Regions from separate parts of the Homo sapiens genome. Here regions 1 and 2 are each linked to region 3. Evidence: chromatin loops called from intact Hi-C (ENCODE). Cell type or tissue: ascending aorta. All regions are shown on one strand. Region 1 overlaps ABCC1 (ATP binding cassette subfamily C member 1 (ABCC1 blood group)). Region 2 overlaps MYH11 (myosin heavy chain 11). Region 3 holds the start of MYH11 (myosin heavy chain 11).

What was found. Hi-C counts contacts between places; a loop is a spot of excess contacts. Peaks named below come from ENCODE experiments on the same cell type or tissue, not always from the same donor. Only the 100,000 strongest peaks of a DNase experiment are listed, where the experiment ranks them.
Region 1: a loop joins it to region 3, with 8 times the contacts of the local background. A loop is called at or near these places in 5 of 110 quality-filtered maps.
Region 2: a loop joins it to region 3, with 2.5 times the contacts of the local background. A loop is called at or near these places in 4 of 110 quality-filtered maps.

What each region holds. Positions count from the first base shown.
Region 1 is chr16:16,066,113-16,074,112 of GRCh38, forward strand. It overlaps ABCC1 (ATP binding cassette subfamily C member 1 (ABCC1 blood group)), which reads left to right. Exons shown (of 31, transcript NM_004996.4): 13 at 2,044-2,190; 14 at 5,530-5,617. Among named protein-coding and RNA genes, the nearest start is that of ABCC1, 120 kb to the left of the region's middle. In ascending aorta, no CTCF peak of the experiment used is centred here; a DNase peak (open chromatin) is centred at 1,179; H3K27ac peaks cover 7,236 bases.
Region 2 is chr16:15,762,678-15,770,677 of GRCh38, forward strand. It overlaps MYH11 (myosin heavy chain 11), which reads right to left. Exons shown (of 41, transcript NM_002474.3): 10 at 1,119-1,214. It overlaps LOC124903651 (a long non-coding RNA gene), which reads left to right. Exons shown (of 2, transcript XR_007065005.1): 2 at 1-73. Among named protein-coding and RNA genes, the nearest start is that of MYH11, 90 kb to the right of the region's middle. RefSeq lists a silencer at 3,235-3,529. In ascending aorta, a CTCF peak has its summit at 3,384 (motif pointing right); DNase peaks (open chromatin) are centred at 3,377, 6,785 and 7,594; H3K27ac peaks cover 6,454 bases.
Region 3 is chr16:15,852,463-15,860,462 of GRCh38, forward strand. It overlaps MYH11 (myosin heavy chain 11), which reads right to left and starts at 4,566. Exons shown (of 41, transcript NM_002474.3): 1 at 4,479-4,566. RefSeq lists an enhancer at 5,612-6,113. In ascending aorta, a CTCF peak has its summit at 4,663 (motif pointing left); DNase peaks (open chromatin) are centred at 2,539, 4,759, 4,949, 5,969 and 1 weaker place; H3K4me3 peaks cover 6,352 bases; H3K27ac peaks cover 7,893 bases.

The sequences.
Region 1 (8,000 bases), 210 kb after region 3:
TGTCTGTCTCTGTTTATCTACTGTGGACTTTTCATATAAATGGAATCAAACAACAGGTGGCCTTTTCTGACTGTTTTCTTTTTTTTTGAGACGAAGTGTCTCCCTTGTTGCCCACCTGAAGCGCAATGGCATGACCTTGCCTCACTACAACGTTTGCCTCCTAGGTTCAAGCGATTCTCCTGCCTCAGCCTACTGAGTAGCTGGGATTATAGGCATGCACCACCACTCCTGGCTAATTGTGTATTTTTAGTAGAGACGGAGTTTCTCCATGTTGGTCAGGCTGGTCTGGAACTCCCGACCTCAAGTGATCCGCCCGCCTCAGCCTCCCGAAGTGCTGGGATTTCAGGTGTGAGCCACCCCGCCTGGCCATCTGACTGGTTTCTTAGCATGATGTTTTCAAGGTTTATCCATGTTTTAGCATGTATAAGAATTTCACTCCTTTTTATGGTTGAGAAGTCTATCATGTAGATACATGTAGACCCTTTCGAGTAAAGAATATCTCTGGGCTGGGCATGGTGGCTCATACCTGTAATCCCAGCATTTTGGGAGGCCGAGGCAGACGGATCACTTGAGGCCAGGAGCTCAAGACCAGCCTGACCAACATGGCGAAACCCCATCTCTACTAAGAAAAATACAAAAAGATTAGCTGGGCATGGTGGTGGGCGCCTATAATCCCAGCTACTTGGAGACTGAGGCATGAGAATCGTTTGACCTTGGGAGGCAGAGGTTGCGGTGAACTGCGATCGCACCACTGCACTCCATCTTGTGCAAAAGAATGAGACTGTGTCTCAAAAAAAAAAAAAGTATCTTTAGGTAAGATGCCAGTGTTGCGTTACCGCTTAGAAGATGGGAGCCAGGATGGGTGCAGTGGCTCATGTCTGTAATCCCAGCACTTTAGGTGGCCGAGGCAGGCAGATGGCCTGAGCCCAGGTGTTCGAGAACAGCCTAGGAAGCATAGGGAGACCCTGTCTCTACAAAAATAAAAAAACTAGCCGGGCATGGTGGTATGCGCCTGTAGTCCTAGCTACTCGGGAGGCTGAGGTGGGAGGAATGCTTGAGCCCGGGAGGTCGAGGCTGTGGTGAGCCATGATTGCACCACTGCACCCAGGGATCATGCGTCCCTGTCGTTTCGAGCACCTTGCCTCCCTCTTGACATCGGAGCCTGGAAAATTTCTGTGCCATGGCTCAGCGTCATCTGTCTTGTTAATGTCAGAGCCAGAACACGAACCAGCTCTGGCTTCCCGTGGGACCGGGCTCTCGCTTGTGTGACCACGTTAATAGATTCCTTGGAAGAATGATCTAAGGAATTTGGACCAAATCTTCCAACAAGAAATAAAAACAGCTGCCATCTGTTGAGTTTTACTGTGCTTGGGCCCTGTGCAAATAAACACCCTACATAAGTGCCAACAGCCCTTAAAAGCCTATCATGACTTCCATTTTATAGATGAGAAAATAGGGGCTTGCCTGGAGAGGTGAAATAACTCAACCAGGGTCCCACAGCGGAAATATGGCAAAGTGTATGGTTTTTATTTTTAAGCTGTATGACCTTCCAGGAAGTAACAATGAAATGGCAGTGCTGAGACCCTGAAAATACATGGGCCGATGGCCAGATGGCAGGGCTATTTGGGTAAAGTGGGAGAGACAGCTCCCTTGAATGGTGAGAGGGAGGAGTCAGGTGGCCCCCTGGATGGAAGATGGTTTCAGGCAGAGGAAACGTCAGGGGCAAAGGCCTGGCTTGGGGATTGTGCTTGGTGCTTTTGAGGAATACTAAGAATGCCCCTCTAGGACATCTCTGAGAAAGTTGATGGGAGAGGCCGGCTCTTTGGGCTCCCGGTCGTTGATTTATCCAGTTCATTCCCAGAGTGTTTAGTGAGCACCTGCCATGTGCCAGATACTGCCCCAGGTTTTTCCACGAGCTCCAGCAGCTGGTCAGTTGTGGCCACCTGGGGAGGGCCCAAGCGCGTCTCCAGGGCCTGTCACTGCTCCTAGGATGATGACTCTCACTCGGGGCACAGCAGTCAGCACTGGGCGTTCTGCTTGCAGGTGGCCTTGTGCACATTTGCCGTCTACGTGACCATTGACGAGAACAACATCCTGGATGCCCAGACAGCCTTCGTGTCTTTGGCCTTGTTCAACATCCTCCGGTTTCCCCTGAACATTCTCCCCATGGTCATCAGCAGCATCGTGCAGGTACAGGGGGAAGCTGGGGCGACTTCCGAGAGGGGGCCTTGGGGTTCTAGGCCACGAAAGCATGGAAGTGCCCCCGAGCGCAGCCTCTAGATCACACTCCCGGTCGGGCTCCATGAGGCCCGGACAAAGGCTGCCATGCTTTCGTCTGGTCATGCCTGAAAGAAAGAAAACACATTTGACTTCTTGACAGAGAACTCGCACTTGAGTATATGAATCAAGTTTAATGCAGCAGGGCTTTCCCATGCTCTGGAAGAATCTTTCCGAAATACTCTGTTCTCTTCAGCCTGTTCCTCCGCCATTCCTATCCTTTTTTTAAAAAACGTAGCTCTTGTCTGACTTGATTGATTTTACAACCCACTGATAGGTCTTGACCACCCACGCTTTGAGAAACCCCAACCTTACAGCCGGGCGCGGCGGCTCATGCCTGTATTCCCACCATTTTGGGAGGCTGAGGCGGGTAGATCACCTGAGGTCAAGAGTTCGAGACCAGCCTGGCCAACATAGTGCAACCTCATCTCTACTAAAAATACAAAAATTAGCCAGGTGTGGTGGCGGGTCCCTGTAATCCCAGCTACTCGGAAGGCTGAGGCAGGAGAATTGCTTGAGCCCAGGAGGAAGAGGTTGCAGTGAGCCAAGATCGTGCCATTGCATTCCAGTCTGGGTGACACAGCAAAAACTCCGTCTCAAAATTAAAAAAAAAAAAAAGAAAAACCCCAACCTTACGGCCGGGCATGATGGTACATGCCTGTAATCCCAGCACTTTGGGAGGCCAAGGCAGGTGGATCTCTTAAGCCCAGGAGTTTGAGACTAGCCTGGGCAATATGGTAAAACCCTGTATGTAAAAAAAAATAAAATAAAATAAAATAAAAATAAATAAATAAATAAATAAATAAATAAATAAATAAATAAATATGTTTGAAAATTAGCCAGGCATGGTGGTGTGCCCCTGTACTCCCAGCGACTCAGAAGGCTGGGGTGGGAGGATCAGCTGAGCTTGGGAAGTTGAGGCTGCAGTGAGTCATAGTCTCACCACTACACTCCAGCCTGGGTGAAGGGAGTAAGACCCTGTTTTTTTTTGTTTTTTGTTTTTATTTTTTAGAAACAATGTAGACCATGTAGAATCTCTAAAATTCCTGCCATTGACTGTGTAAGGAGGGGTGGCTTTCTGTTTTGTCACACTTGGGCACTACTGGAAGCTCCTGTCACTTTTCTGCACTGTTTTCACATTCTTTTTCCGAGCATTGCGAACATCCCTTTTGAAAACTCCATTTTAACTACATAGGCAAATCAACCGTAAAATTTGGTAGTACAAGGCTGATAGCAGGCTTTGTCAAAAACAAAAAAATCCATTTTATTATGAAAAATGTCAAGTGTACACAGAAGTAGAATAGCTTAAAGTTTGTAAACTGGCATTAAAAGAAAAAGAAAAAGAAAAAAAAAGCCAAGCATGATGGCTCACACCTGCAATCCCAGCATTTTGGGAGACCAAGGCAGACAGATCAGCTGAGGTCAGGAGTTCGAGACCAGCCTGGCCAACATGGGGAAACCTTGTCTCTACTAAAAATACAAAAATTAGCCAGATGTATTGGTTGGTGCCTGTAATCCCAGCTAATCTGGAGGCTGAGACACGAGAATCGCTTGAACCTGGGAGGTGGAGGTTGCCGAGGTTGCAGTGAGCCGAGATTGTGCCACTGCACTCCAGCCTGGGCGACTGAGTGAGACTCAGTCTCCAAGAAAGGAAATAATACAACATGAACCCCGTGTACACATCACTCAGATTCAACATCGGCATTTTTTGGCTGGGCGCAGTGGCTCACGCCTGTAATCCCAGCACTGTGGGAGGCTGAGGTGGTAGGATTGCTTCAGCCCAGGAGTTCAAAATCAGCCTGGGCAATGAGACCCTTAATCTACAAAAAATAACAAAATGGGTGTGGGGTGCATGCCTGCAGTGACTACATGGGAGGCTGAGGCAGAAGGATCGCTTGAGCCTAGGAGTTTGAGGCTGCAGTGAGTTATGTTTGCACCACTGCACTCCAGCCTGGGCAACAGAGCAAGACTCTGTCTCAAATAAAGAAACCAAGGTTGGGCGCAGTGGCTCATGCCTGTAATCCCAGCACTCTGGGAGGCCGAGGTGGGCGGATCATGAGGTCAGGAGATGGAGACCATCCTGGCTAACACGGTGAAACCCTGTCTCTGCTAAAAATATAAAAAAATTAGCCAGGTGTGGTGGCAGGTGCCTGTAGTCCCAGCTACTCGGTTGGCTGAGGCAGGAGAATGTTGTGAACCCGGGAGGTGGAGCTTGCAGTGAGCCGAGATTGCGCCACTGCACTCCAGCCTGGGTGACAGAGCGAGACTCCATCTCAAAAACGAACAAAAAAACCCAAAACATTTTGCCACAGTTGATTTATCTCATTCTTTTTCAGTATCCCTCCCTTGTCCCTCTTTCCCTTCATTTGTTTTTAATGCTAAACTCTGCTATCTATCCCTTCATTCTTTCCTTTCTTTGCCGAATAATTTTAAAGCAAATCTCAGACCCCTTACATTCTACCCACAAATATTTCAGCATGCATTTCTTCCTACATAATGTAATACCATCATCATGTCTAAGCAAACTAACAATAAGTTTTTACAATAATACTCAGCCCATATCCAAGTTTTCTGGAATATCTCAGAAATGCCTGTCCCATTGGGCTGTTTGAATTGGCTCTGTTGCATTTGCTGTTACGTTTCCAGAGTCCCTTTTCCACCAGGCCTCTGCCCTTTTCTTCTTTTATTTTTATTTTTATTTATTTATTTTTTGAAATGGAGCCTCACTCTGTCACCCAGGCTGGAGTGCAGTGGCATGATCTTGGCTCACTGCGACCTCTGCCTTCCCAGGTTCAAGTGATTCTTCTGCCTCAGCCTCCCGAGTAGCTGGGATTGCAGGTGCGTGCCACCATGCCAGGCTAATTTTATGTATTTTTTTTTTTTTTTTTAGCTGAGGCGGGGTTTCACCATGTTGGCCAGGCTGGTCTCAAACTCCTGACCTCAAGTGATCTGCCTGCCTTGGCCTCCCAAAGTGCTGGGATTACAGGTTTGAGCTACCGTGCCCAGCCATTCGCCCATTTTTTCTGAAATACCTTTTGTGGGCTTTTAAAACAAAGCAGAACCAAACCTGTTTCTTTTTTTGTTTTGTTTAATTCTAAAGTATACACTGGTTCTAAGAAATGTGGGACCTTCAGAAATAAGGGAGGGTGTGTGCCCCTCCACACCTGGGGAAACCCTTGAAAGTTAACCTTGGTTGGTTTTGCAAAAATGCTTTTTAAAAATAACTCTCCCCTGCCATTGCTCTCTGTACAGGCGAGTGTCTCCCTCAAACGCCTGAGGATCTTTCTCTCCCATGAGGAGCTGGAACCTGACAGCATCGAGCGACGGCCTGTCAAAGACGGTGTGTGTGTGTTCAGTCCTGGCTTCTGGAAGTGGCCGCCTTCCCATCTCCCACTGGGTCCTCCCTACTTGCATTTCTTTCCCTTGGCTGCCCTCAGGTTTGACTCTGCCCAGCCGCTTGTCTGCGAGACCCCGGGGGACAAGGGTTCTGCAGAGCCTGCAGAAGGGAAGGGAAGCCTGGCCTCCTGGGCTTCTGTCCTGTCTCACACTTCCCAGGAGGGTGAACTTGCACTTGCATTTTTGTTTTCTTGCTGAGGGTCAGCAGCTGCTTGAGGCTTCCCCGTGGGAGTCACTTTCCAAGGCTTTGACCTTGATTCTATTCTGGGCTAAATGAGGACTCTGGAGGCTGGCCAGCCTCCATCACCCACAAGCTGTGTAGACTTAGGTCTGAGCCTCAGTTTTATCTAGATAAGGGAAACAAAAGTACCTTTCTTTGGCTGAGTGTTACTTGGATTTTTTTTTTTTTTTGAGACAGGGTCTCATTCCATTTCCCAGGCTGGAGTGCAGTGGTGCAGTCACAGCTGTCACTGCAGCCTTGATTTCGTGGGCTCAGGTGATCCTCTGACCTTAGCCTCCCAAGTAGCTAGAACTACAGGCACACACAGCACCATACTTGGATAATATTTTGGTATGTTTTGTAGAGACAGGGTTTCACCATGTTGTCCAGGCCGGTCTCGAACTCCTTAGCTCAAGCAATCCACCTGCCTCAGCCTCCCAAAGTGCTGGGCTTATAGGCATGAGCCAGTTCTCCTGGCCTTTTTTTTTTTTTCAATATTAAATTGTTTTATTTGGAGAGACAAGGTCTTGCTTTGTTCCTCAAGTTGGTCTTGAGCTCCTGGGCTCAAGGATCCCTCTGCCTCAGCCTCCCAAAGTGCTGGGATGACAGATGTGAGCCACTGCACCTGGCCATGCATTTTTATTGGCAGGTTTGTTTGTTTTGTAGCTTGTTAATTTATCGTTTCCCAGCCCATCCCCCTGAGCCAGGGATGTTGTTTGTAACCATCTCTCTAGGCACTTAATAATAAATATTAGGCCGGGCACAGTGGCTCACGCCTGTAATCCCAGCACTTTGGGGAGCTGAGGCAGGTGGATCACTTGAGGTCAGGAGTTCGAGATCAGCCTGGCCAACAAGGTGAAACCCCGTCTCTACTGAAAATACAAAAATTAGCTGGACATGGTGTTGGGCACCTGTAATCCCAACTACTCGGGAGGCTGAGGCAGGAGAATCACTTGAACCCAGGAGGCGGAGGTTGCAGTGAGCCAAGATCGCGCCACTGCACTCCAGCCAGGGCAAAGAGTGAGACTTCATCTCAAAAAAAAAAAAAAAAATAATAATAATAAATATTAATGGCACTAAGTGCAGTGACACGTTCACTTATAAAGCCTCTGTCATGCACATGCCATTCCAAGGATGTCAATGTCCCAACTTGTCCATTACTCACCATGGTACCCCTGGAGGAGGGTGATGGAAACCCCCATTTTCCAGATGAAGAAACTGGTCTCTGAAACTTGCCTGAGATTGCACAGCTGATCAAAAGAAGAACCAGCATTCACACCCACAGCCCATCGGTAGAGTCCATGCTCTTCCTGGCCATAGGGTGTTGCCTCACTGAGATTTACTGAGCACCTACTATGTGCCAAGCATTGTGAGAAGTGCTCTGTGTGCACTGCCTCATAGACACCCCATCACAGCCCTCTGAAGTTGATTGCATGATTGTCAGCCTTATTTTACAGATGAAAAAGTGAGGCACAGGCTGGGTGCAGTGGCTCCTACCTATAATCCTAGTACTTTGGGAGGCCAAGGCTGGAGGATTGCTTGAGGCCAGGAGTTTGAGACCACCTTGGGTAATGTAGTGAGACCTCGTCTCTACAAAAATTAAATTCACCAGGCATGGTGGTGCACCTGTAGTCCTAGTTACTTGAGAGGCTGAGGCAGGAGGATTGGCTGAGCCCGGGAGTTCAAGGCTATAGTGAGCTATGATCATGCCACTGTACTCCAGCCTGGGTGTCAGAGTGAGACCCTGTCTCAAAAAACAAACAAACAAAGGCACAGAGAAGTTAACTAACTTGCCTGTGGCTACCCAGGTACGAAGTGGTAGCCCCAGGATTCAAACCCATACAGTCTGGCTCCAGAGTCCAATGTCAGAAGATTGAATGTGTGTAAACGTCGGTTATACCGCGTGAGCTGTGTCTGGCACCTCGCAGGCGCTCAGGTATCTTTAGTGGCACCTAAAACGTTTGACACGTTTGACACAGCACCTGGTGCATAGAAGATGATAAACAGATCCTGGGAGTTGTCACTTCTCTGGTCTGAGCGAGATGGTCTCAGCATCTTCAGCTCAGCCCCCTGGTGTGGGGTTTTTTATCCTGGGCGCTACTGACAT
Region 2 (8,000 bases), 90 kb before region 3:
TTATGCTTAAAAACTCTGATCCACGAATGCTCAAGGAGATTGATTTGAGTAATAATAAAACTCTGTTCTCCCATGCAGCCGGCTCTGCGTGAGTTACTCTTACTCTATCGCAATTCCCCTGTCTTGATTAATTGGCTCTGTCTAGGCTGTGGGCAAGGTAAACCCAGTAAGCGGTTGCAACAGGTTTGATCAAGGTGGGCTCTAGGGAGCGGGAAAAAGCAACACAATATACAGCCTGGGCTGGGAAATAAGAAACCTAAGTTTTGCTCTCAGCTCAGCCACCAACAAGCATAGTGGTAGCCAGGCCAGCTTCTCAAAACACAAAATACTGTTTATTTGTGGGTAGGTTTATCAGATTTAGGGGGAAAATTACAGGATGCTCAGTTAAACCTGAATTTCAGATAAACAAGAATACTCTTTTGGTATAATCACGGTCCAAATGTTACAAGGGACATAATTAAAATTTAAAAAAAGGTTTGTTGTTTACCTAAAATTGAAATTTATCTGGACATCCTGTATTTTATCTGGCACCCCTAATTCTCAGGGCAATTGAGGTCTGTCTCCCCAAGACGACCACAGATACCGTAAGAAGAGCTATTCTTGTGTCATTTCCTGCTGTATCCCAGTGGCATATTGCAGGGGCTTGAGAAATATTTCTTTAACAAAACAATTAAGTGGGGTATTTTAGAAGAGATGGTCCCTCGGGATCTTGTCTGGTCACTATTAGGGGTAGGACGTGATGACTCTTGCCTGTAATCCCAGCATTTTGGGAGGCCAAGGTGGGAGGATCACTTGAGCTCAGGAGTTCAAGATCAGCTTGGGCAACACAGCGAGACCTCGTCTCTATTAAAACTTGTAAAATTTTGTATTTAAAAAAAAGAACAAATAAATAAAACTATTAGGTTTGTTTTTTTTTAATCCCTGCGCTCTGATTCAATAACTTTCCACATAGGGTCTTGAGCACTGAAAAGTTTGAAAAAGTGAGTGATAAGAACCTAGTCCAACTGTTGTTAAAATCCCAGATACCTTCACCTTGAAAAATAACCAGTGGTTAAATGTCACCTCCCCCACCCCCCCAACCCCAAAGTCATTGGTCATCAGGAAAAAGTGGCAAGTACCTGTGTTATCTGGCATGGACGCCTGGTCTGTGTTTCTTTCCTTCTTGAAGACGATATTTCCAAGCTGCAGGACCGATGATACCACCTTCAATATGGCTGAGGTGGGGAGAGAAGGGCAGAGCAGACACAAAGGTCAATGCCAAGGTACCCTGGAGTTTTGGAGCCTAAAGCCACTGGGGACCCAGAGCCAGCTTACATCTTTCCTCTGAAGAAACTAGATTCTGAGCTCAATATTTTCATATGGTTGCTTAAAACCTTGCATTACAATGGAATGCCACGCAGCAGGGACTGGCAAATTACAGCCCATGGACCAAATCTGGCCCACTGCTTGCTATTATACATAAAGTTTTAGTGGAAAACAGCTATACTCATTCATTTACATATTGTCTGTAACTATTTGCATGCTACACTGGCAGAGTTAATGAGTTGCAACAAAGATCGTCTGGCCTACAAAGGCTAAAGAATTTACTATCTGACCCTTTACAGAAAAATGTGTTAGCAACCCCTGCCACAGAACAGTGAGAATGAATGAGCTACAACTACCACAAATCAAAACTGATGTATTGGGGCCAGCATAGTGACTCATGCCTGCGACCCCAGCACTTTGGGAGGCTGAGGTGGGAGAACTGCTTGAAGCCAGGAGCTTGATACAGCCTGGGCAATGTAGGGAGATCCTGTCTCTAAAACAAAAAAAAAACCCTGACATATCTTCCAGACACAAATACCGAACAAAAGAGGACAGATGGAAACAAGAACATACTGTCTAAGTCCATATATAGACCGTCCATTCAAGAAGAGGCAAAACTAATCGATGCTGTTAGAAGTCAGGATAATGATTATCCTTAATTGAGGGAAGTTCTTAGAAGGTGCATGTGGGAGCTTCCATGGGGCTGGTGGCATTGTCTTATTTAAAATGGATTCTAGTTACACAGACGTGTTCAGTTTATAATAATTCTTTGCACTGCACGCTATGGCATACACAATTTTCTCCATGTAAATCATATGTCAATAAAAGGATTTTTGAAATAAAAACCCTGTGCTTCTTACATACTCTTCTGGGTGTAACAGATGCCCATGTTGGGATGAAGAAGATATACATTTGTTTCCACTTGTTGTCCAGGTGTCTCCAAACAAAAACGCTGTGTTCCCAGAATACTTGGAACCTTTCTGACTCCATACTCAGGCCATGTTACTGTTAAAATAGTTTCTATGTCTGAAATCCCCATAAGACCATGAGTTTCTGGAGAGTGGAGGGCCTGCCCTAATCATCTTTGAATTTCCAAAGCCTATTCCAAGGTCCTGATACACATGGGAGGGAGGGAGAGAGATGGATGGATGGTAGGTGGAAGGTGGATGGATGGATGAATGAATAAATGGATAGAGGATGGGTTCATGGATGAATGGACGGATGGATGGATGGGTGGGTAGATGAATGGGTGAATGATGGACGGATGAGTAGAGGATAGATGGATGAATAGAGGATGGATTGATGGATGAATAATTCATGGATAGAGGATAGACGGATGATGGATGGATGGATAGAGGATAGATGGATAGATGGAATGGACAGAGGATTGATGGATAGACGATGGATAGATGGATGGAGAATTGATGGAGGAATGGATACAGCATTGATGGATGGATGATGGATGGATGAATGGATGGATGGACAGATGATGGATGGATGGTAGATGGATGAATGGATGGATGATGATTAATGCAAATTCTTGGCTTAGCTTAACTCAGGTACAAATCACCCAGAGTTCTGGCTTCAAATCAGTCACTATGTTCCAGGAACAAAGCCTAGAGATCCCAGACTTCTCTGGTTCCTCAGGCCAAACCAGACATTACAAGGCCCTTCACAACAGCTATTCTCACGCCATGGGGTCCCTGGCCCAGCTCAGCAAAAGGACCCAGCTGCTGACCACCCATCCATTTGCTCCCACTTACTATGGTAGAAAGCCTTCTCCCCAAAATGAATGAAGCTGCTGTTGACAGGGCTTGGAAACACACTTCCTTTTAACCATAACATCTATGAAAGAGTCTTTGTAAACTATGAAGAGTTGCACTCACAGTTTTAAAAGTGTCAATTTAAACTAAAGATTCCTGAAATGCCTGCACAGCCCAGGCGAGCCGGCCAACTCAGGGTTTCTCAATCTTGTCACTGCAGAAATTGGGGGCCAGATAATTCTCTATTGTGGGGAGCTGTCCTGGGTATCATGGGAAGTTTAGTAGCATCCCTGGCCTCTAACCACTAGATGTCAGTGGTGGTTACCCTGACAGAGTTGTGACAACCACAAATGTCACCAGATACTACTCAATGTCCCCTGGGAGGCAAACTCACCTCTGGCAGAGAACCACTGGTCTAAATGAACAAAGCCAACTAATGAGGACTGTGGGGACCCAAGGAGGCCACAAACCCATCTGAAGGGGCCAGCAGCTACTCCGTCATTGCCACAGGGGATATAAGCCAAGTGTTGCTGGAACTTCTGATTTTTCTAGATAATGGAAACCCAGAGTTTTTATGTGAAGTGTACCCATGTTTTTTGGTGTGTGTGTGTGTGTGTGTGTGTGTGTGTGTGTGTGTGTGTGTGAGACTGAGTCTTGCTGTCACCCAGGTTGGAGTGCATTGGTGCAATCTCGGCTCACTGCAACCTCTGCGCTTCCCAGGTTCAGGGGAATTCTCCTGCCTCAGCCTCCAGAGTAGCTGGGATTACAGGCGTGTGCCACCACACCCGGCTAATTTTTCTATTTTTAGTAGAGACGGAGTTTCACCATGTTGGCCAGGCTGGTCTCAAACTCCTGACTTCAAGTGATCCATGTGCCTTGGCCTCCCATAGGGTTGGGATTATAGGCCACAGTGCCCGGCCTACCCATATTTAAACTTTAGGAACCAATTTCTAAAAATTTTGAAGGTTGTAGTGGCCGATCTCTCCTGTGGGCTCAGGAACCATTGGTTTGCACTTTCTGGTATAGTTAAATGTAATTCCAGAAATGACAAAAGAATGCCACCACTCCCAGGCCATAAGAGATGAACCTTGGGGCAGAATTAGCAGACAGCAAAGAAGTAAACCAGTGAGGAGACACAACACAGCAAGGGTGGTGACGGCTGGCAGCATCCTGGTGTGCTGGTGCAAAGCACGCGCTCTGCAGTTAGAGAGTCCTGAGTTCAAATCCCAGCTTTGCTTCTTATAAATCTCATTATCTCTGAATTTCCAAATCCTAGTTCCGGGTCCAGATACACATGGGGAGGGAGGGAGATGGATGGATGGCAGATGGAGGGTGAATGGATGGATGAATGTATAAATGTATAGAGGATGGGTTCATGGATGGATGGGTGGGTAGATGGATGGACGGATGGGTGATGGATGGATGGGTGATGGAAGGATGAGTAGAGGATAGATGGATGATAGAGGATGGATTGATGGATGAATCATGGATGAATAGAGGATAGAGACTCTACATGAGTCTCAATAAGTCCCATGAGCCTCAGTTTCCCTATCTGCAAAACGGAGATGGTAACAGTAGTACCTGCTTCGTGAAGTTTAGGTCTTGTAAGATGCTGAGCAAGGGCCTGGCCTAGTAGGTGATAAAGAGTGGAAGCCACCTATATTAGGTTGAATGTTGGTCTTTCTAAAATATGTCCACCTGGAACCTGTGAATGTGGCCTAATTTGGGGGGTTACATTTATTTTTTTTTCCTTTTTGTGGATACCGGGGTCTCACTATATTGCCCAGGCAGGTCTCGAACTCCTGGGCTCAAGCTATCCTCCCGCCTCTGCCTCCCTGAGAGCTGGGACTACAGGCGTGAACCACCGCGCCCAGCCTGAACGTGGCCTATTTTGGAAAAAATCGGTCTTCGCAGATGGAATCAAGTACAAGATCTCAAGATGAGATCATCTTGGATTAACCTGGTGGGCCCTACATTTAATGTCAAGTGTCTTTATGATGGACAGAAGAGAAGACCCACAGAGTAGAATGCCACATGAAGGATGAGGCAGAGACTGGAGTGAGACAAGCCAAGGAAAAGCCAGGAACAGCCAGAGCCACCAGAAGCCAGGACAGAGGCAAGGAACAGATCTCCCTCAGTGCCTCCAGGAGGAACAACCCCTGCCAACATCTTGTCTTTTAAAAAAAAAAAAATTTTTTTTTTTTAAATTTTTAGTAGAGAAGGGGTCTTGCTATGTTGCTCAGGCTGGTCTTGAACTCCTGGCCTCAAACGATCCTCTTGCCTTGGCCTCCCAAAGTGCTGGGATTACAGGCATGAGCCATTATGCCCGGCTCCTGCCGACACCCTGATTTCAGAACCCTGGCCTCCAGAACTGGGAGAGAATAAATTCCTGTTGTTTTAAGGCATCAAGTTTGTGCTAATTTTTTACAGTGGCCTTACACCTCTCTTCTTGCTGAGGAATAAGAAACAGGACTTTCCAACATCAGACATGTGTACCACCAGGGATACACAGGATGGACAATTTAGGTGATTTTATTTTTTATCTTCAAAATACATTAGAAGCAGTATAACCAGGCCAGGCATGGTGGCGCATGAGGATATCTTGAGGCCAGGAGTTCAAGGCTGCAGAACCCAATGTGGTGGGGAAAATCCTGGTGTCCCCTGGTCACTTGGAGCCTCATGAAGCTCCAGCCTGAAGCCTGACCCACCCCCTTCTCCATAGGCCCCTTGATGGAGGGTTTGGAAGTAGCTCTTGGTTTATAAATGGGGTTGGTGTACATTTAGGACTAAGTTGGTTCCTATGAGAGTTCGTCATTTGCACGCCATCGTCTGAATGCTTGCTCTGTGTACCATCTGCTCCATTATTTGCTTAATCATTTTCTTTAAATTTACTTCCTTCTCTTTCCTTACATTTGTTTTAATAGAAAACTTTCTCTATCTTCAGTGACAAATCATCTTCACTTGCCATAAATAGATGGCAATTATAAATATAAATACAAGGAAAACAGTATTACCAAATTCTAGCTAGATGCTTGGGGCTGCCGAAGGTGCTGGGCCTGGAGTCTGGTCTCTGTGGTTAAAGGGGAAACAAGTGCCAAAGTACATTGAGAACACTGGGGACTGGGCATGGTGGCTCATGCCTGTAATCCCAGCACTTTGGGAGGCCAAGGTGGGCTGATTGTTTGAGCCCAGGAGTTCAAGACCAGAGAATACTGGATAACATGGTGAAGCCTTGTCTCTACCCACCCCTCCAAAAATCAAACCAAAACAAAACAAAAAACCCCAGGCCAGGCACGGTGGCTCATGCCTGCAATCCCAGCACTTTGGGAGGCCAAGATGGGTGGATCATCTGAGGTCAGGAGTTTAAGACCAGCCTGGCCAACATGGCGAGACCCAGTATCTACTAAAAATACAAAAAAAATTAGTGGGGCATGGTGGTGGGCGCCTATAATCCCAGCTACCCAGGAGGCTCAGCCAAGAGAATTGCTTGAACCCAGGAGGCAGAGGTTGCAGTGAGCCGAGGTCGTGCCACTGCACTCCAGCCTGGGTGACAATAGCAAGCCTCCATCTCAAACAAAACAAAACAAAAACCCTAAAATCAAAAATTAGCCAGGCGTGGTAGCACATGTCTGTAGTCTCAACGACTTGAGAGGCTGAGCTGGGAGGACTGCTTGAGCCTGCAAGGCAGAGATTGCAGTGAGCTGAGACTGCGCCACCGTACTCCAGCCTAGGTGACAGAGTGGTGTGATCTCGGCTCACTGCAGCTTCGACCTCCTGGGCTCAAGCAATCTTCCTGCCTCAGTCTCCCAAGTAGCTGGGACTACAGTGTGCACCACCACACCCAGTTAATTTTTTGTATTATTTGTAGAGAAGGGATCTTGCCATGTTGCCCAGGTTAGTCTCAAACTCAAGCTCAAGTGATCTGCCTGCCTTGGCTTCTCAAAGTGCTGGAATTACAGGCGTGAGCCACCATGCCCAGCAAAACAATTTAAATGGTCTCATTGTTTTCTTTCACAAGGACAGACAATGATTTAATAAACCCTCTATTAATCAACCTATTTTAGTTTGTTCCAGTTTTTTTCTATTTATTTTTTTTGTAGAGACAGAGTCTCACTGTGTTATCCAGGCTGGTCTCGAACTCCTGGGCTCAAGCAATCCTCTTGCCTCAGTGTCTCCAAATGCTGGGATTACAGGCATGAGCCACTGTGCCCAGCCTGTTCCAGTTTTTTATTATTTAAATAAAACTATACTGAACAGTGTAGTACATCAAGAAAAAAGGATTTGGTAAATTCCTGGCACACAGCAAATACTTAACCATTGTTCATTGTTATTTAAAAGCAAGATTAGAAGCAAAACTGACCCCTGTCCCAAATGAAATGAATCATTCTTGGAGGGCCTATGTCATTCAGACAAGGAGGCTATCAGCACTAGATTCTGATGTGGGACCCTGGCCAAGACCCACATACACCATCCATTTGTCAACTGACCCATACAGCCTAATTTTCCAGACCCCAAGTTATCTTCGGAGGAGCTGCCCCTCCCCTTATGCAGCATTTCAGCAACCTCAGTGCTATTCTGGGGCTCCAAACGGGCGTAGGCGTGGGAAGGAAGGGAAACTTTCCACAGTTCTGTCCTGGTGTTCCTGAAAGAGATTAACCTTCAACACTGAGGCACATCTAACGCAGAAGGAAAATCGTTTCTGGAAACACAGTGTCCCGACCAAGAATTTCTTTCTGAGCTGTCCTGTTCTCAAGACCCAGTGTGTTTCTTGGCCATTGGTTGGATGATTTTGATCAATATCAATTGATCACCAGAGCAACCCCTCCAGGAAAAGCCTGAGTAAATCCACTGCCTCGATCACTCCCCCTCCCCTAAACCCTGCCCACATGTTCCTGATGAGGCCAACATCTCTACCTTCAGCTCCAAGAATCC
Region 3 (8,000 bases):
GCTGGGATTACAGGTGCCCACGACCATGCCCAGATAATTTTTGTATTTTTAGTAGAGATAGGGTTTAGCAGAGACCATGTTGGCCAGGCTGGTCTTGAACTCCTGACCTCAGGTGACCCACCTGCTGCGGCCTCCCAAAGTGCTGGGATTACAGGCGTGAGCCACTGCACCTGGTCTGCAATGTCTTTAGCCAGTCATTTGCAATATCTATTAATTTTAGATACGCATGCCCTTTAACTCAGCAAGCGCATTTCTGGGAATTTATCCTACAGATAAATTCATATAATTAGACAAAAAGTCCAAGGATGAAAGAGTGGCATTATCTATTATTCCCATTTTCCTGCTAAGCCTATCGGGGTCTTGAAAGGTAAATGCAAGGCCCTCCCTTGCAAAAGTTGGGGAACCAGGATTAGAATCCCGATCTGTTTGAAGCCTAATTTACTCAGAGATGGCATTAGCGATGTTTGACACATCTGAATATGTCAGCCCTATTCACAGTCCTGTCCTAACAACTCACTGCTTCATCCCTTGAGCACAAACAAGCTATTCATTAGCCTGTGGAAGATCCTTAGGTCTTCGAGTTACAAGTCTCAGCTCTGCCCAAAACTCGCTGGGTGATGCTAGGCAAGTCACTTGCCCTCTCTGGGCCTTGTATTTTTCAGCCTGGTACAGTAAAGTTCTATGCCCCTCACCTTTTTTTTGAGACAGAGTCTCACTCTGTTGCCCAGGCTAGAGAACAGTGATGCAATCAGGGCCCACGGCAGCCTTGAACTCCTGGGCTCAAGCAATCCTCCTGCCTCACTCAACCTCCTGAATAACTAGGACTACAGATGCATGCCACCATGCCCAGCTCATTTTAAAAATTTTTTTGTAGAGATGGTGCCTCGCTATGTTGCCCACTCTGGTCTCAAACTCCTGACTTCAAGCCATCCCCCCACCTCAGCCTCCCAAATTGCTGGGATTACAGGTATGACCTGCCATACCTGGCCTCTATGGCCCTTTCCTAGCAACTTTGATGAGGTTGTTCCTCCTTAGCCCCTGAAACCCTGATACAAGTCACAGATGTCCGACCTCCCCTTTCAGCCACTGTGAGCAGCTTCTTCCTCTGTCCTTGGATCACATACAAGGTTTCTTTCAAATTCTTGCCTGCCTTTCTCTAAATTCAGTCTTTCCTCCATTGTGTGGCCAGGGTTAAAAGTTGAAAGGTCAGGAGTGGAAGGAGAAGACCTAGAGAGCAAAAAGGCCATCCCTTAAAGTATGCCATCAAGACCCTAAATAAGCCAGGCGCGGTGGCTCACGCCTGTAATCTGAGCACTTTGGGAGACCAAGCCAGGCGAATCACTTGAGGTCAGCGGTTCGAGACCAGCCTGGCCAATATGGTGAAACCCCATCTCTACTAAAAATACAAAAAATTAGCCAGGCATGGTGGTGGGCGCCTATAAACCCAGCTACTCTCTACTCAGGAGGCTGAGGCTGGAGAAGTGCCTGAACCTAGGAGGCGGAGGTTGCAGTGAGCCAAGATCGCACCACTGCACTCCAGCCTGGGCGACAGAGCAAGACTCTGTCTCAAAAACAAACAAACAAAACCCTAAACAAATGTAATTGGAATTTGTAACATTCCCAATCCAGGTAAGGAATGGTAGCTTAATATATTAAAGATTCTAATCACCACTTTCAGCCCAAATAGAAACGAGGTTTATGAGATCAAAGGGAAGAAAATTAAGAGAAGCTTCTCCTTTAACGGCCACATAGTTTAGGCTTCCCGGTTCTGCCAAAGATGAGCCATGCCATACTGAGCAAACATCTTGAACTCTCTGGTTGTGTTTGCTATAAATAACCATCACTGAAGCTTACCAGGGGCCAGGCACTGTGCTAAACCCTTCATACACATTAGCTCATCAAATCCTCCCATGAGGGTAATCTGTGAAACTCTGGAGTTAGAAAGACCTAGATTTGTAGAATCTTCTTTTCCTTACTGGTTAGCTGAGCTATCTTAAGCAAGTTATTCAGACTCCATATGTGTAAAATAAAGCCAGTTAGAATAACAGTATCTACTCTAAAGGGTTGTTATGAAGACGTAAGATAATGTCCACAAAGCGTTTAGCATCTCGCCAGGCAAAAGTGCCCAAAAAACATGAGTTATTCTCATTAGCCCCATTTCCCGGATGAGAAAGTGAGGTTTGGGGAGGTGCGGGAGATGATTTTTAAATTTGCTTATGGCCTTCTATGATTCTACTGGATTGAATATTGAACTTGGTTTTCAAGAAAAATCTACTATATATCTGCTCTTGGAATTACACGCTTGTGCCTAACGTGGAAGACCCACCTGTTTGGATTCAAGACCTGTGGAAAGGAGACAATTCCCTCCCACCCCCCACCCAAAAAAATCAAACCTCTGAATAAGAGGGGGTAGGAAAAAAGAATCCCACTTTCCTCCCAAATCTCTTCTCCTTAGGGTTTCTCCACTAGTTCTTCAATGGGTGAGGGACATGGTAGACAAATCCCCAGGGCCAGGACCAACCGGGCTGCGGTGCAAGGCTGGGTAACTGACGAGGGGGCCGGGGATGGCCTCATGGAAAACGCTTCCATAAATGGGCATGTTTGCCTCAATCTCTGCCCTCCCACGGAAAAGTAATGATAACAAATCCATAACAGATACCTTGTACGGAATAACACATCTATTTCGGACATGATAATAAAAAAACATGGTGTTTACAAGGCAAGCCTGGCGGCTTCTCGGAAAAGACCCAGCTAGTTCACGTTCTGGACTCTCGGCATGGCAGCCCACCTAGGGTCACTGGTTTCAGCTAGGTCACCCCCTCAATCAGGGGACAAACAGTGCCTTTTATTTTAAATGTGCAAAAAGTCAGTTTATGTTTTCTTCAAAGGACACGGTGATAAACATTTACTTTGTTGGAAGCATTTAGTCCCACCAGAAACCTGACCCCAACAAGTTTGTGTCCATGGTAAAGAAGAAAGATAGTGGGGTCAAGGGTATGAACTTGGACTCAAACTGACCCGGGAATGGGTTCTACCACTTGCTGGCTGTGTGACACTTTACCTCTCTGAGCCTCAGCTGCCTTGTATACTAAACAGGCATCATAAAGCCTTTCTTATGAAGTTGTTGCAAAGATTAAATGAGATAAATTAAGTTAAATGTTGCAACAGCATGTGGCACTGAAGTGTTCCATCAACGGTAGCTATCTCAAAGGGAAAACATCAATTTCCTTCAAACAAAATTCTCTATCTTATTTCACACCCTGCCACCTAATGACTTTCAGTTCAGCGTCAAGTTCCGTCTCTGAACAATTCTAAAATAGTATCGTTGAGTAAATCAAAGAAACAAAAAACTATGCAAAGCAGTTTATTAATAGCCTGCATTCTTTTTGCCAAACCCCGGACGGACAGTTCACCATTTAATCTCTCAGTTCTTCATACTGCAACTAAACACTCCCACCTTGGGTTTCTAAATATTTTCTTTTACTTCTTGACAAGCATGGCTTTGGATGGTACCTTTTCTCAAGTGGCAAAATCCCTACCAGACCCTGTGCTGGAAGAAAACTTACAACAGGCAGTAGCCACACTTTCTCTCGTTTTACCCATTTGGTTGGGCACGAGAGTGGCATTGACACAGGTGGCTCTGCGGGAAATTCTAGTGTAATCTTACCTAACGCACCTGCAGATCGTGGAAGCAAATGGAGACTTTGGAGCCCACCTGGGTATCTGGGGGCCCTTTGGGGTCAACCTGGGTGAGTTGTTTTTTTTTTTTTTAATTTGGAGAAGAGGAAAAAGTGGGCTGTAACAAACTAGATCACAACCAGCCTTATCTCCCAGGGGTTCTCAACATAGAAGAACCTCCCCTAAACTGATTAAAAAAAAAAAACAACAACACTCCTTTCTGCTAAGCCTATGCCCATGTGTTTTTAACTGATTTAATGCATTATCAACACAACTGTGCAATACGGTCAAATCCACAAGGAGCCTCACTTTGCCCTTCTGTGTGATAGCAAGTGACTTTTCAGTGAAGTTCAGCTGTAAATTTTTTGGTGCCTAGAATAAAAGTGAGATGCCTTGATTGTCTGCACCGGACCTCTGAGATTTCCAAGGGAGCATATCTCCTGGATTAGCCTCTTAACAAGAATCACTCGGGACTAATTTTTTTTTTTTTAAGGCAGTTTTTCTGGGGATTCTAGAGTTGGGAAATGGAGTTGGGTCCAGGCATTGATATCGTTAATAAGCACCCCCAAAATGGTACTTCTCACTGGCAATCTTAAGAAATGCTGTTTGGGGAAAGTCTAGGATAATCTAAGACGATAAGGCAGAGAGAGATCCAAATCACAACTCTGCCCCCACCATGGCCCTTACGAGGTTGACAACAGGGACCCCTAAGTGCACCCCAGCCCCTATAGAATACCCTATAGGACTTTTAACACCCCCCTGCCCTGCAATCTGCCCCCAGAATGACAACTACTACTTACAGATCTCCAACTGGGGGGACTAGTGGAGAGGAAACTGGATGGCGAGCTCGGATCTGACGCACCTCCCAGGCCGGAGCGTCCAAATCTCCCTGCGCGTCCTCGGACGCCTCTCTTTATAGACCCGGAGCTGCCCGCGGCTGGGAAAGGGGAGGAGGCCGAAGGGGTGGAGTTGGGGAGGGTCCCTCGCGGCCCCCTCGCCGCGCCCCCTGCAGGGCGCACCCCCGGCGGGAGCGCAAGGAGCTGGGGCGCTCGGGACAAGGGTGCACGGAACAGGTGCGCACCGCACAAGGGCGCACGGAACAGGTGCGCACAGGGACGGGAGTCTCAGCCCCGGCCCCAGGCGGTCGCAGACGCTCCGGATCCCTAGAGAAAGGGGGTCGAGCAGGCAGTGTCTGTGCGGGATGCTTGAGAACGTCTTCCCTGAGTCGGTTCCGGCCGCAAAGGCTTTAACCTCTTCCTCCCCGTGTCGGGGCTGTGGTGGATCTGACTTGACATCTCCCACCCCACTTCCCATTTTATTGGCATCGCACTGTCTGGAAAGAGGGCCGGCTGTGCAGCGTGAAGGGTAGGGAAAGGGGATTTCTTGAACTTTGCAAAGTGCAAGACAGGAGGCCCCCACCCTTGCTGGGAACCGTGCAGGAAGGGGAAGTTTTTACTTTTCCCAACTTGCCATCTCCACCTCCACCCACATCACCACGACCAAAATACAAATAAAAATTAAAAATAAGCCCACTGTGATTATTTCAGCTGTCCCCCTCCCCTGTGCGCCACTCGCCAGCTGCGTGACCTTGGGCAAGTCACTTCACTTCTCTGAGACTTGGTGTCCATAGCTACAAAATGGGGGAAGGCGGTGGCGGTGATAATTACGTTATTTACAAGATGCAAGTGTCAAGATCCAAGGAGAAAGTGGGTGTGCCCCCAGAGTCTGCGAGTTCCCTTCAACAACTTCCCTTCCCCAAGGATTCCTCGCCTAAAATTGCATTCCCTGTCTCTCTCCATCACAGGCTCTCTCGCTCTGTCTCTGCCACTGTCTCTGCATGTCTGTCACTCTGATCATTGCTGTCTCTCGCTCTATCTTTTGTCTCTGTCCCTCTCGCTTCTCTAGATCTGTCGATGTATCTGTCTCTCCCTCCTGTCTCACTTTGTCTCTGGTCTCTGTGTCTCTTGCTCTCCATCTCTCCCGCGTGTCTCACTCCTATCTCTGCGCTTTCTCTCTCTCTCTTCCCCAGGCTCTCCGTCTTCTCCCCGTCCCTCCCTCCCCGCTCCTGTCCACGCACGCACACACAGGCCATAAAAGGAAGTCGAGGCGGTGGGCTGGCCCCGCGCCAGGCCGGGGACCCGCGGGCAGCCCGGGCGCTCCGCTCCCCGCGCGGCACCAGCTCCTCCGAGGTTCCCGGGCCGGGCCGGGCCGGGCCGGTCCCCCTCCCCGGGAGCGGCGGGAGCGGCGGGCGGGAGACAACCCAAAAAGGGCAGGCGCGGACTCCTTCCTGCAGGAATTCCCAGCGCCGCATACCAGCTCTGGGCTGCCGGCTCCCCCTGACTAAATATGGTGCCGAGTGGCCTTCCTGCTCCCCGGCGTCGGGGGAGGGGGCCCTTCACGCAGCCACCGGCCGCCGTTGCCCCGCGGGGCTAGATGGGGACCCCTCTGCTTGGGGAAGGCCCGGAAGGGGGCAGCCCCCAGTCCCACGTGGGTTTCTGCTGCTTCAGGCTAGAGGATTTGGAGAGAGGGTTAAAGTTGGGCAGACCCCTCCTGGGTTCTGTACTTGACGCAGGCCCTTAGTCTACAACCACTCCTCTTGCAACCAGGTGGAGGGGCTGGGGGCCGGGGGTGCGGGGGGTGGCTTTATTAATACCCCCATTTTGCAGGTGAGAAAATTGAGTCCCTGCAGGGGTAAAGGGATTTGACCAAGCTCTCACTGGGACAGTCATTGATTGGTGCTGGCACTGGAACCTTTCTGATGACACCATTCACTTCCAGAGAGGAGACATTAAAGGGAAATGCCCAGGCAAACTGGCCTTGAGGCCCAGGGCGTGTATCTGAGAGTAGATGTCTGGCTTTGAATCTGCCAGTGCTGCTTTCTACCTATATGACCATGGGCAAGTAACTTTGCCTCTCCATGCCTCAATTTCCCTACCTGTAAGATGGGAAGAACATCAGCTACTTCCTGGCCTTTTTGTAAGCAGTCCTTGAGATGATCCATGTAAAATGAACATGGTGCACCGCTTCATGTGAGCTGCTGTTACTCGCAACAAACATGAAACCAACTAGAGTTGCACCAGGCCTCCGGGATATAAAGAGAGGCCTCTTCCCCTGCAGGCTCCCAGGCCCATCTGGAGAGCTCTGCATCTCAGACCCTTTTGGGTCCTTCTTCATCCTTCCAACATCAAGCTTACCTGGTTTTCACCCTGGAAACTCCTGAGCCTGGCCCTCACCCTGCAATGGGCCTAGATCAGAGAGTCAAGAACAGCCTGCATTTAGCTGGCTGGGGAAGTGAGGGGTAAAGCTCTGCGGAAAATGATGAATGAGCTGCTCCGCACAGGCTTTTAACATCTACGCTGTAAAAGGAGTGGAAATCGTCCCTGCATCAGCACAGAAATGATGTGGAGCAGAGAAGTAACGGAAGGGGGAAAATTGAAGTCAATCATCCGCTTCCCATCCTGGAAAGGGAAGGCCATCGGAATCTAGCTTGCTGGCCTCGAAGTAAAAACTGGCATTAATACTAGAGGCATGAACACTGTATTTCCAAAGGGTTCCATTCGATTCTTTAAATAACTTGTTGGTAACTTTTAAAAGAGAATAATTATAATGTGATTAACAACTGGAGACTGTAACACTCAATTTTACTTCATTCTCTCACCTACCCCTTATATAACAACCCTTTATTAAAAATTAAAGTAGGCAGCCGGGCACGGTGGCTCTTGCCTGTAATCCCAGCACTTTGGGAGGCCAAAGTAGGCGGATCACTTGAAGTCAGAAGTTCAAGACCAGCCTAGCCAACATGGTGAAACCCCCATTTCTACTAAAAATATAAAAATTAGCTGGGCATGGTGGTGCACACCTGTGGTCCCAGCTACTTGGGAGGCTGAGGCAGGATAATTGCTTGAACCCAGGAGGCAGAGGTTGCAGTGAGCTGAGATTGTGTCACTGCACTCCAGCCTGGGAGCCTGGATGACAGAGCAAGACTCCAACTCAAAAAAAAAAAAAAAAAGCAAAACTAAAGTGGCCAAGGCCAGGCATGGTGGCTCACAACTGTAATCCTAGCACTTTGGGAGGCCAAAGCAGGAGGATTGCTTGAGCTCAGGAGTTTGAGACCAGCCTGGGCAACATAGCAAGACCCTGTCTCTACAAAAAATAAAAAGTTAGCCATGTGTGGTGGTGGGTACCTGTAATCCCAGCTCCTTGGGAGGCTGAGGTGGGAAGATCACTTGAGCCTGGGAGGCAGAGGTTGCAGTGAGCTGAGACTCTGTCACTGTACTCCAGCCTGGGTGGCAGAGTGAGACCCTGTCTTGAAAAAAAAAATT